Linked DNA regions of Homo sapiens: region 2 is linked to region 1. A link is a contact called in ENCODE Hi-C or POLR2A ChIA-PET data. All regions are on one chromosome and are shown on one strand. The core of a region is the stretch at or near the end of the contact, and the rest is flanking DNA. Distances in the headings are between cores, read along the strand shown. Region 1 overlaps BCL9 (BCL9 transcription coactivator). Region 2 overlaps ACP6 (acid phosphatase 6, lysophosphatidic).

The links. Hi-C counts contacts between places; a loop is a spot of excess contacts on that map. ChIA-PET counts read pairs that join two places held with the same protein, here RNA polymerase II (POLR2A). Pooled maps may share reads with other maps.
Region 2: a loop to region 1 is called in a map of heart right ventricle, with 7 times the contacts of the local background. The contact joins two enhancer-like sites. A Hi-C loop is called at or near these places in 4 of 168 maps with a recorded cell type or tissue (MCF 10A, Panc1, adrenal gland and 1 more), 3 of 37 single-sample maps with no recorded cell type and 3 of 50 pooled maps. POLR2A ChIA-PET finds 5 or more read pairs at or near these places in 4 of 52 experiments (BJ, CD4-positive, alpha-beta T cell, H1 and 1 more).

The regions. Positions count from the first base shown.
Region 1 is chr1:147,584,201-147,590,422 of GRCh38, reverse strand. The region is part of intron 1 of BCL9 (BCL9 transcription coactivator); the gene reads right to left. Among named protein-coding and RNA genes, the nearest start is that of BCL9, 46 kb to the right of the region's middle. Within about 2 kb of position 3,067, at least 4 of the 41 ENCODE cell types and tissues checked have a DNase peak (open chromatin) inside an H3K27ac peak, as active enhancers do.
Region 2 is chr1:147,644,124-147,650,345 of GRCh38, reverse strand. It overlaps ACP6 (acid phosphatase 6, lysophosphatidic), which reads left to right. Exons shown (of 10, transcript NM_016361.5): 8 at 108-203; 9 at 1,935-2,100; 10 at 2,780-6,222. The coding sequence ends at 2,923. Among named protein-coding and RNA genes, the nearest start is that of ACP6, 23 kb to the left of the region's middle. Within about 2 kb of position 1,250, at least 3 of the 41 ENCODE cell types and tissues checked have a DNase peak (open chromatin) inside an H3K27ac peak, as active enhancers do.

The DNA of each region.
Region 1 (6,222 bases), core at 1,818-4,317:
TGTGAAATGATGCAGATCCAGGTAGGGCAATGTAAAGGTAAATGAAGAAGTAGGAAATTCAGGTGCTAGCTGAAGAAGATTGTAGCAGCTTACTTCCGCAGCATATAAATGTAAGAGGAAGGAAGAATAGTGTAAGTTTGGTTTCTAGCCATAAAATTGGTGGAAAGCAGGGGCAGTGTGGTCAGAAGTGAGATGAATTCAAAAATGACACTAGGCAGGATGTGCTGGTGGCTCATTCTGGTAATCTTAGCACTTTGGGAGGCTGAGGCAAGAGGATGGCTTGAGCCCAGGAGTTAGAGACCAGCTTGGGCAAGATGGCAACACCTCGTTTCTATAAAAATAAAATAAAAAATGACACTGGTCTACAGTGAGCTACCACTACACATCAGCTAGGAATGCCTATAATAAAAAAGAAAGACAATGGCAAGTGTTGGTGAGAATGGAGAGAAACTAACACTTTCATGCATTGCTGGTGGGAATGTAAAATGCTGTAGTCACCTTCAAAAACAGTTTAGCAGTTTGTTAAAAAGTTCAATGTAAGTTTACCATGTGACTCAGAACTTCTACTTCTAGGTGTCTATCTAAGAGAAATAAAAATGTATGTCTACACAAAGAATTGTATGTGAATGTTCATAGCAGTATTATTCCTAATAGCCAAAAAGTGGAATCAATCTGAATGTCCATCAACTGAAGAATGGTTAAATAAAACGTGGTCTATCCCTACAATGAAATATTATTCAGCAATAGGAAATGAACTGCTAACACACACTACAACATGGATGTACCTCAAAACCCCTTTGCTAAGCAGAAGAAGCCTGAAAGAAGCCAGATGCAAAAGACTACATATTGCATGATTTCATTTACATGAAATGTCCTGAAAACGTAAATCTATAGAGACAGAAAGCAGATTAGTTGGGGTGGGAATGGGGATCGACTGCAAATAGTATAGGGATCTTTTTGGGGTAAAGTAAATGTTTTAAAAGTGGATTTTAGTGTTGGTTGCACAACACTGTCAATTTACAAGAAATCAATAGATCATACACTTAAAATGGGTAAATTTTATGGTTTGTAAATTATACCTCAATAAAGCTGTGTTTTGGAAAAGTGAAGCTGATTTGTAGAAGACAAAAGAGGTCGAGTTTTAGAATTATGGGTGACTGAACACCAAAACGGAGATGTCTTGCCAGGTGAGAGGACAGGCTGGAGGTGCAGAGGTGAGAGCTGAAGCCAGGAAAATGAATGAGCTCACCAAAGGAAAACATATGCAAGAGAAAAGGAAGATGTCAAGGGTAAAGCTTTCAGTGTCACTACCATTAGGGACAGGGATGATGGTTTGCCTGGGCTAATATGGTGCTCACCCTGGTAACAACATGTCCAGCTAATATTAAAATTCACTGATATCCTCCAAGCATGCATCCACTGAGAGCAGAGGTATAAGCCCCAAGGCATGGCAAACAGTAGGGTAAATCTGCCTGGAGGAAAATTGCCTCTAAATGACTAAAATACACAAAGATAACTGGGAAAGGATTGAATATGTTCCCTGTATTTTGGGTTTAAAAAGAGAACTGCACAAACACTTTAACCTAAATTAGAAATCACATCAGCATTAGGGAGTGCAGGGTCTCAAAAGCAATATTTCACTTAGTCACTAACTACCAAGATGGATATGATGCTGGACCACCCCTAGAATCACGCTCTTTGGTCCCAATATTGACTTCTGAATTTAGAAAGAGCCAGCAGAGACTCTCAGGTAAATTCTGCAACTGCTTTCCCACCTCTGAATTTGGGACAAATCCTCCTCTTCCTCCTGGCCTCGCCCCACCCCGCCCCATGGATAGCACTTCTGGGAGGGGGTGCTCCCAGGCTAGGAAACTAGCGAGCCTCTCTTTCTCCCATAGTCTGACATCTTGATGCCTTGGCTGATGGAGGGAGAACCCAAACAATCCTTTTTGTTTCACCTTATTTCATATTTCTGTAAATGAAGTAAGTGTATACTGTCGTTTTTTGTTAAATAAAGGGTAAAAAATAAGAATCTGAGAGTTTAAGGTCAAAGTAGTGGAGAGTAGGAAAGGAAGCCTAGGATCCAAAATGGCACTGGCTTCAAGACCACCCACATCATATTGAGGGTTCAGCCAAGTCAGGCCTCTTAACCCTGGGTCCGCAACGGAAACTAGGGCTAGAACTTGGATGCAGAAAAAAAATACATCTTTGCTTCCACTAACTTCTAGTTGAAAATTATCATTTCCTTCAATTATGGATCCAGGCAACAGATCAAGGTGGTATGAGCAGCTCATGACTTTTTAACCAGCAGAATCACAGATATCCCAAATACCGCTTATAGTCATCACTATGACATTACAATAATTATAAGACCTGCCAGTAGACTTTTTAATTAACGTTCTAATAAAGAAGCACATATTACTATATCACAAACTTGACGTTTTTAATATTTAGATCATTATATTTCATTATAACCTATTTTTGTAAACCTACGTAATTTATTTTATGTGTCTTAAATCATTATTCTGTTCATAGGCTTCACGAGACTGCTCATGGGGGCCCATGACACAGAAAAGTTGAAATACCCCTGGGCTGGAGGAACTCTTCCCTAATCCCCATCAAACACCACACACACACACACACACACACACACACACACACACACAGGCCTCACTACAAGGCCTGAAATCCCACCATTAGAGAACATTTCCTTTGGGTTTTTAAGATTCCCATTAAAATGCAAATGCCCCCTAAGGAGAAGAACTTCTCTGAGTGTTATTAGTTAACCCCTTAAATGAGGTTGTTTAGCAGCTAGCTGGGCACAACATCCTACAACTCAATTAAACAAACGTTTATTGACCTCCTGCCATGGTTAAGGAGCCAGACTTGGGAATAGGGAGCAAAATCCCACGAGGTTTCTCCCCTCAAGGGGGCTTGCAATCTAGTACGGTGAGTAAAACAAGTACAAAAAAGACAGGAAGAGAAATGCAACGGCAGAGGTGCAAAGAGCAAAGCCTGTTCCGGGGGAGGGGCGGCTGGGAAGCAAGAGATTCATTCATGCGTGCATTCTAGAAGGACTGACTGCCTGTGGACTCCGGGCTAGGTCCTCAGAACACAGCCTGAGCCAAGTTCACTGCCTAGTGTTCAAATTAAACAGATAAACCACAAGTAAGCTACTGTCGTTGGGTTCTCTCGGGCGTATAAAGTCTGGAGAAGCACAGGGGAGGGAGTGACTTAGCGGCTATGGGGGCGGGGAAGAGTCTAGAAAGACTGTCGTTGTGATGAATGTGGCACGGAGTAAGTGACATATGAGCCGGGTCTAGCAGGGTAAGTTTAGGAGAGACGGGGTTGGGTGGGGAGAGAGGAGATATGTATATACATATATAGAGAGAGAGAGAAAGAGAGAGAAAACGAACCACATTCCTGGAGGAGGTATGTGTAAAGGGCCTATGCTGAGAACCATTTCGGTGTGGTGGGCTTAGGGATAGCGGAGGAACCAGGCAGGAAGGCAGGAGATGGGCCTGGAATTGTAAAACAGAGCATCTTAAATTTAAGGCTAAGGAGTTTGCATCTTATCCATTTGGAACAATCAGAAAATGCTTCACGAAGGAGATATTTGAGCTGGGCCTTAAAGCATGAGAAAAATTTCTACAGGTGGAGAGGGGGCTGAGAGCGTTTCAGGGTAAAAGAACAGCATAGCCGGGCACAGGGGCTGAAGACTACGGGCTTGGGAAAAGCCTGCGAGAGCAGTGTGTGGTCCATAGGGTCCCGAGCACTGGGATCACATGGAGGCCTATTAAGGGCGGGTCCCCTGGCCCCGGAGCAGACCCGCCAAATCAGAATTGCTCACGGCAGGCGCCTGCTAGCCAAGCTCTTGATGCGCAGTAAAGTTGTTCAGTGGCTTAGTAGGCGAGAAGGCCAAAAAGGAAGGTGACCTCTGAGTGCAGGATAAGAATCTGCACTTAAATGGGAAGGCTCCTGAGAACGGACCCAGTGGGAGAGTGGTATTTATCAGAGCCTTACTTCAGGAAGGTTTACCAGACAGAAGAACTTAGGATGGAAAGTGTGGGGACCCAGTTAAACGGCTATTACAGTAGTCCAGGTAGGGGGTAATGAGGACTGAATTTTGGTAGTGGGAGGGGGAAGAATAGGGAAGGGACAGATGTAAGACATTTGGGTGGCAGAATCTACATGGCTCCCTGGGCAACTGAAGTGGGTGGAAAGGCTGAGTCACACATGACTTTAGGGAGCTAAGCTGGGCTGTGGGGAAAACGGCAGAGCTTTTAAAAGAAAAGCAGAGTTAATAAGGTGAGTTTAGGAAGGTGATCAGTTGAGAGATAAAGTGCCAAGCACAGAGAGGCCAATAATAGTGATGATTTTTATTTTGCATCCCACTGTAGTTAGTGGGATACAGGATGGAGCACAGGTGGTACTCGTGGGCTGAGAGCAGGCAGAGCAAGGGCTGAATTTATCACCATTTTGTTGAGGATCCCCTAACAAAGTGGCAGGAGCTCTGAGCTATAAACCCAGGCAAGTCCCTTCTCCTCTTAGGAGCTTCTGTTTCCTCCTTGGAAAAGCAGGTGATAATAAAACTTATCACCCACTCATCCCTTGGGAGTGCTGCGAAGAGCAACCAATATAAATACATAAAAACGCTTAAAGCACTCAGCAAGAACAAAGTGTGCTAGAAATGCTAAACAATAATAAATTCAGCCACCCCCAGTTCACCATAATAATAAACAAGGTGTCTTTTTTAAAAGCAGGTGTAGTTAACCGGTACTAACTTTGAGGTTGTCTTATATAGCCTCTAACAACAGGTAATTAAATCTGAACTCGATTTTCAAGAGTACTCTCATCAGAGGGTCTCAGAATGACCCTAATACCTCCATGAAACCGAGGCCTGGACTACATAGCAATTAATTAACATGAAAATTACTTTATCATCCCCTCCCCATCGTTAGCATCTTGTGTGACTAATATCAGCATCCATACTACAGGCAATCCCCACAATCCCCCCAAGCTGTACTCTTTGTCACATGTCACACCCCTGAGGTCCGTCTCTTGGCAGAATGGTGCCATATAAAATATTCAGATCCTAGGTAGGTTGTGTGCAACCTACATGGAAAAGAAGGCTGTCAGAAAAACAGAAGGCAAAAAACTGCATTTCTAAAATGACAAAGATTATAAATCCAGTTTTAAAGGAACACATCTCTAATTATATGTTCCATGCATAGCAAATCTCTTTTAATAAATCCCACCACAATCTCCGCTCCCCTAAAGAGCAGACCTGATAGGTAATAACTCCCCTCCTCTGTGGTAAAATCCAATTTTCACACCTGGTAAATGAAATAACTCCACTATGAACCAAGGTTGGGTTGGGGTGAGCCATTAACAGAAGGTTAGGGGCTGTGCATCATGTAACAGCTCTTCTGGGAGCCCCTTCCAGAGATTTGCTCTTTTTATGCCGGTTGATGCTATTTGGCCAGAAAACCTCCAACCTCCGAGGTTACAAATAGAGCCTTTGTCACCTGGAGTGGTTATGAATGAGAACCACGGTTCATGGTTCACCTATGTGCAAGGGCCGGCCCTGGCCCTCATCTCTTGTTTAGTAGGAAGGTTCCTTACCATTTGTGTACTTTAGGAGCTAAACTTCTACTGCATTCCTGACAAATTGACCAAAAGAAGGAAAGATGCTACTGAAATTTACAGTTGCAAAGGAGTAGTACCTGGGAGGCGCACACAAGACATAAGTCTGAAAATCCAGCCAGGGTCTGTATTCTGTGTAGGCCTAATCAGGAACAATAAGGTGGACATCCACAAGGAATCAGCAACAAAAACAAGAGACACATACACCATTGAACATAACTGGGAATTGATGAAGGTGACATCACAGATAAGTGGATTAAAAAAAAGATTAGTCAACAAATAACATTGGAATAATAATTCTACTGTCTGGAAGAAAATTTAAGATCCTCATCTCATACTATAAAACAAATAATTCCAGAGGTTCTGTAGGCCAGAGTTGAAGAAAAAAAAGTTACAGAGGGATGAAAGAGGCAAATATAAAAATGAATCCGGCTGGGTGCGGTGGCTCACACCTGTAATCCCAGCACTTTGGGAAGTCCAGGAGGGCGGATCACCTAAGGTCAGGAGTTGGAGACCTGTGTGACCAACATGGCAAAACCTCGTCTCTACTAAAAATACAAAATTAGCTGGGTGTGG
Region 2 (6,222 bases), core at 1-2,500, 62 kb before region 1:
TTTTCTCAGCTCTGTCTGGACTCATGAGGTCCTGGGGGCAGAATCAGTCTGTGTCCCCTGAATGCTGAGTGCCCTCTAGGTGCTTAAATGTTGTTCACTTTTCACAGGGAAAGTCTTCAGATGGCAGTAGGCCCATTCCTCCACATCCTAGAGAGCAACCTGCTGAAAGCCATGGACTCTGCCACTGCCCCCGACAAGATCAGGTACCTGGCACAGCAACTCTGCTTTGTGCAGCTAAGGGCCGTGGGAACTTCTGGCTGTAGGGAGGGAACCCAAATCTTAGTGAGGCAAGAACCAGGCTGTCAGTGACCGAAGGTAGATGTTTAACAGGCCTCAAGTGTCAAAGAGGTTCACAATCTTTTAACCTTTCTTCCTGCTGCACCCCTCCTACCATGTTTTGAAAATTTTATTTTTGCTTTCTCTCTCTCTTTTTTTTATTAATTGAAGATATGTCAAACAGTAGCCAATTATGATGTCACACTGATTTGATATGATAATAGTCCAAAACAAAGATAAATTGCTTAATGGATTGTGTAGTTTGAACCACTTTCATTGAGTGTAAAGAAGGTATGATATCCATAAGGCATTTAAAAATATTGGAAGTGGCCAGGTGCAGTGGCTCACGCCTGTAATCCCAGCACTTTGGGAGGCCAAGGTGAGTGGATCACGAGGTCAGGAGATTGAAAACATCCTGGCCAACATGGTGAAACCCTGCTCTACTAAAAATACAAAAATTATCCGGGCATGGTGGCACGCACCTTTAGTCTCAGCTACTCGGGAGGTTGAGTCAGGAGAGTTGCTTGAACCCAGGAGGCGGAGGTTGCAGTTAGCCAAGATCACACCACTGTACTCCAGCCTGGTGACAGAGCCAGGCTCTGTCTCAAAAAAAAAAAATGTTGGAAGTAGCTCATGAGCCTCCATTGCCACTTTTGGAGCCTTGAATCCAAGGTTGGGACTACGGCTGTGGAATATTATGTGTCCTAGGCACTTGCTAAGTGCGTTCTGCAGGAAAACAGCTTCACCGTTGCCCAAGAACTCATCAGGTTCTCAGGCTCCAGCCTGATCTACTAAATCAGCATCTGCAGTTTAACAAGATCCCCAGGTGATTGATAGTCACCTGAATTTTGGAGAAGCACTGTTGTGGTATCACAGCTAGAAACTCATGATGGCGTAAGAGGAATAGGAGACAGTGAGTTGAAACAGGAACTTTGGGCCAAGATTTGTAATAGCAAATCTTGTGAATACCATTTCCTGTCCTTCACAGTACCTGCAATGACAGTACATTTTTTCTGGCTTTTGCCACCTTGCCACCTTCTGCCTTGGATCTTTAGAACACCACAGGATCCAATGCTAGTCTTCTAGGATGGGGGTCCATAAATAAAATCCTTGGTCTTTCCTAAGAGATGGATACTGGTGTCAGGCAGATGTAGATTAAAATGGCATTCTTATTACAGATTAAAGCCATTTGGAGAATGTGCTGAGGGCCAAATGGGCTTGTGAATATTATTTTGAAATAAACTTAATACCCCAAAACTTCAAGCTTCCCCAACAAGGAGCCCTACTAAACTCATCCCATGGCTGAGAGTAGGAAGGGCATTCATGTAGGCTGGCAGGACCCAAAGAGAGAAGAGAGGTAGGGTCTAAGCCACACACGCTCAGTTTCTTCTTTGAAACTCACCAGGGAGGAGTGAGTAGGTGGCAAGGAGGAGGCCAGGAGAATTTCTCTGGCGGGGACCCTCCTCATGAAGACACGGGGAGTGGGAACAAGGGTTCTTCCCACGATCTACTGCAAAGGACTTTTATACCAGGCTCAGCTGATTTCTAGATGTCACCTAGTTTCTGAGGCAAGTGTGTCTTACGTAAAGGAGGCAGGCCACATCCTGACCTTCAGAGTCCTGAGGCAGAGAATTGTGGAGAGCTGTTTCCTCTTGCAGAAAGCTGTATCTCTATGCGGCTCATGATGTGACCTTCATACCGCTCTTAATGACCCTGGGGATTTTTGACCACAAATGGCCACCGTTTGCTGTTGACCTGACCATGGAACTTTACCAGCACCTGGAATCTAAGGAGTGGTTTGTGCAGCTCTATTACCACGGGAAGGTAATACCCCTGAGGTGGGGTTGGGTGGTGGTGAGGCACCCTCCTGCAAAACCCACCTACCTGAGTTAGCACCAAGTCTCCCTCCTCAGGCCCAGTGGAGTCTCTCTTGGCACAGTCAGCTCTCTGAATCCTATAGGGCAACTCCTGGCTATGGCCCAGGGGTCAGGCAGAACTTGACAGATGGTGGCAGGATGGGGCTTGAGCCTTATCCCAGTTCTGTTACAGACTCCTAGGAACAGGGTCCCCCTCCTCTTCTCCTGAGCGTCCCTGTCAGGATGTCGCCTCCTGGCTGTGAGACCTGTTTTGGAGATTGTTGGTGGTATCTTTGGGAGGTGATGTGTGCTGCTGTTAGCACCCGTGGTGTTGGCTGCTTCATCAGGGCTGGGGTCCAGGGCAGAGGCCAGAGCACGCCCCAGGGATGAGCCTGTTGGTTCTCCCAGCTCGGGGATGTAACTCGACTCTTTCTTCCCAGTCAATTCAACACTTTTTGAGTGACTTTTACAAGCAGAGCATAGTGCTTTTATTCTGGAAGCTCACCGGGTAGTGGGGCCTTCCTGTCTGTAATATGTATGCACATGTATACCACATGGATCAGAGCCTCTCAGATCTCTGGGCTTAGCTGGAAATAGCAGAAGGACAGGTTCCTCGGCGGACCTGCTGAGTTATGTTTCTTCTGCAGGAGCAGGTGCCGAGAGGTTGCCCTGATGGGCTCTGCCCGCTGGACATGTTCTTGAATGCCATGTCAGTTTATACCTTAAGCCCAGAAAAATACCACGCACTCTGCTCTCAAACTCAGGTGATGGAAGTTGGAAATGAAGAGTAACTGATTTATAAAAGCAGGATGTGTTGATTTTAAAATAAAGTGCCTTTATACAATGCCTCCTGCTTTGTGTGTTTGGGAAGAGGAGAGAGCAAGGGGTAATGTACTTTAATATAATGTAAGGATATTTCCTTTCTGTGGGTTTACTAAGATTTCTTCCTGAACGGAAAAGGGGTATAATATTGAGACCAAAAGGATATTTCTCTATTTTGTGAGTTGGTTTCTAAGGTTAGAAGCATCTTTGTGTGACACGGGCTGGGGACATCATGACCCTGTAGAATTGTGTCGGTTTTGGACTTTAGTTCTTTTCTCCTATATTAATTTCACATGTATTGAGCTACCTACTAAGTAGTGATCATTATAAAGGTGAAAACACTCTGCCCTCAAGTTGTTGCAGTCCAGTGGGAGAGGCAGCCGAGTAAATCAGTGATACAGTGCTGTATGTTTTATGCTGTAATAGGTATTTGAGGGGCTATTTGGGTATAGAGAAGAAACTTCCTGCTCACATGGCAGGGGATGTGGGGAACAGTCAAGGAAGGCTTCTGAAAAAGTCCTGGCCTGATCTGAGTAGAGAAAGGTGGGTAGGAGTTAACCAGGAAAGCAAGGATGAAAGCGTGTTGCGTTTAGATAAAGGATAGGCTTCAAGGTCAGGGAACGTTGCTGGGTGGTGAGATGGAACCCTGATGTGGAGGCTCAGCAGGAAGAAGCAGGAAGGACACTGGGCCCCTGGTGGTTTTAGTTCCAGAAACAAATGTGGGCCCCAGGGCTCTGCAATGGTAAGGCTGGAACTACTCAACATAAGAGCTCCACCTTTAACTGTGCCCCCTAAGAGTACCTGATGATCCCCCTATCTCCTTGTCAATGTTGCTGTTCTTCTCCAGAATCTATTTCAACCCTTCTCTGATTTCAAACCACCAGTCCCTTTACCTCTCAGAGAAAACAGCAACCACAAAAGCCTCTCCACTTCCTACTATCTTAATATTGACAACTTCCAGATCAGGGAGCTGAGATATCTCAAGCTCAGGTTTCTCTTCTGAGCTTCAGACACTTTTATCCACTTGGATTTCACTGGCACAAAACTTTCCATGTTAGAATCAAACCCCCCTCCTCCCAGACCTGCTTCTCCCACACACTTCCCTATCTGAATGAAAGACACCTCCACTCTCCACCCAGTTGCCAAATCAGAAATCTGTCTTTGTTTTCTTTGTCTCACATTTTCCTATGTCTAATCAGTTAAGTTTTATCAATACTACCTGTTTATTTCTTTAATCTATTCACATATCTTTATCCTCAATCTTCAGCATCCCCTTCCCATCCTCAGTCTGCTGGTTACTGTATTTCCTATTTTACTAAGAATCTAAAAGAGATCAGAAGAAAACTTCCACATCCCCCAACACCCAACCACCAAATCTGCTAACCCAGTTGCATTGGTGCTTTTATAGCCTTCCTTCCTCCCTCTTACTAAGAATGAACCAACACTATTCCTATCAAAGCCCAACCCTCTAGCTTTACATTGACTCCTAGTGTCTTTTTTCTGGATTGTCAATTTTTTTCCTGACCAATTATTCTATTAGCAATACAAATATGCTGTAAAATCTCTTAAACTTTTTTCTCTGCATCTTTGAACTGCTGTTCTCTTTTCCTTCTCCCCTTCATAGCAGAACTCCTCAAAAGAGTTGCTACCTCTAATTCTTCCCTTCCAGTTCTCTCATGAACCAGCTACAATTAAGTATTCACCCCCACCACTCCATGGAAACTGCTCTTGTCAAAATCATCAATAGCCTTTGTGTGGTGAATCCAATAGCCAGTTTTCATTCTTCTTACTAAGCTTCTCATCAGTATTCCTAGACTATTTCCTTCACTGGCTTCGACAAATGCTTTCTTGGTTTTCCTCCAATTTCTCGACTTTGTTCCTGCTGAATCTACCTTTTTCTAATCCGTAAGTGTTGGGGTGTCCCAGGGCTTACTCCTTGGACCTTTTTTCCACCTTTTCCCCTACACTCACCCACTAGGTGATCTCAAGAATTTCCAGTTTGAGGCCGGGCGCGGTGGCTCACGCCTGTAATCCCAGCACTTTGGGAGGCCAAGGCAGGCAGATCACCTGAGGCCAGGAGTTCGAGACCAGCCTGGCCAACATGGCAAAACCCTGTCTCCACTAAACCTGCCTCTACTAAAAATACAAAAATTATTATATTTTTATAAAATTATTATAATTTTATAAAATTATTATATTTATGGAGTACAATGTGATGTAATCCCAGCTACTCGGAAGGCTGTATGTGTCTATTTATGGAGTACAATGTGCCTGTAATCCCAGCTACTTGGGAGGCTGAGGCAGGAGAATCACTTCAACCTAGGAGGCAGAGGTTGTGCTGAGCCAAGATCGTGCCATTGCACTCCAGCCTGGGCAACAAGAGAGAAATAACATCTCAAAAAAAAAAAAAGAATTTCCAGTTTTAAATATTTACACAATGTCTCCTAAATTTATACCTTCAACCTAGACCTTTCCCTGTGAATCCCAGTCTCATTTCCAACAGTCTAATCAATGTCTCTATTTGGATGTTTAAGATATACAATAGGTATCAAACTTCCCATTGTCCACAATAAACTCTCAATTTCCGTGCCTTTTCAAACTTACTCCTTCCACAGGCTTTCCCATCTAGGTAAATGACACCACCATTCACCCTGTTGCTTTGGCCAAGAACTTTAGAACTGCCCTTGACTCCCCTCTTTTTCTCATATCCTACCTCTACTACATCAGTAACTCCTGTTGTATCTCTCTTCAAACTATATCCAGAATTGACCATGTCCCAATACTTCCATTGCTACTGTCTTAGTCCCAGTGTCATCTTTTACCTGGATTATTGTAAAGGCCTCGTAACTAGTCTTCCTGTTTCTGCCCTTCCCTTCTCTGCCCATCTATTCTCAACACAGTGTTGCTTTTAAAACAAAGTAAGATCGTGCCACTCTTCTGCTCTAAATTCCCCATTGGTTTCTCATCTCAAACTAAGGGCCAGTCATAATGCCCTCACGGTCCTATGACATCTCACTGCACCCCAGCCATACTCGCCATCTTACCATTCTTCTTCTTTTTTGTAATAAAAACTTTTTACTTTCTTTTTAGTTGACAGATAATAATTGCGTATATTTATGGAGTACAATGTGATGTTTTGATATATGTATGCATGAGGGAATGATTAAATCAAGCTAATTAACATATTCATCACTTCATCTACTCATCACTTTCTTGTGGTGAAAATGTTTCAGATATACTCTTTAGTAGTTTTCAGGTGTACAGTCGC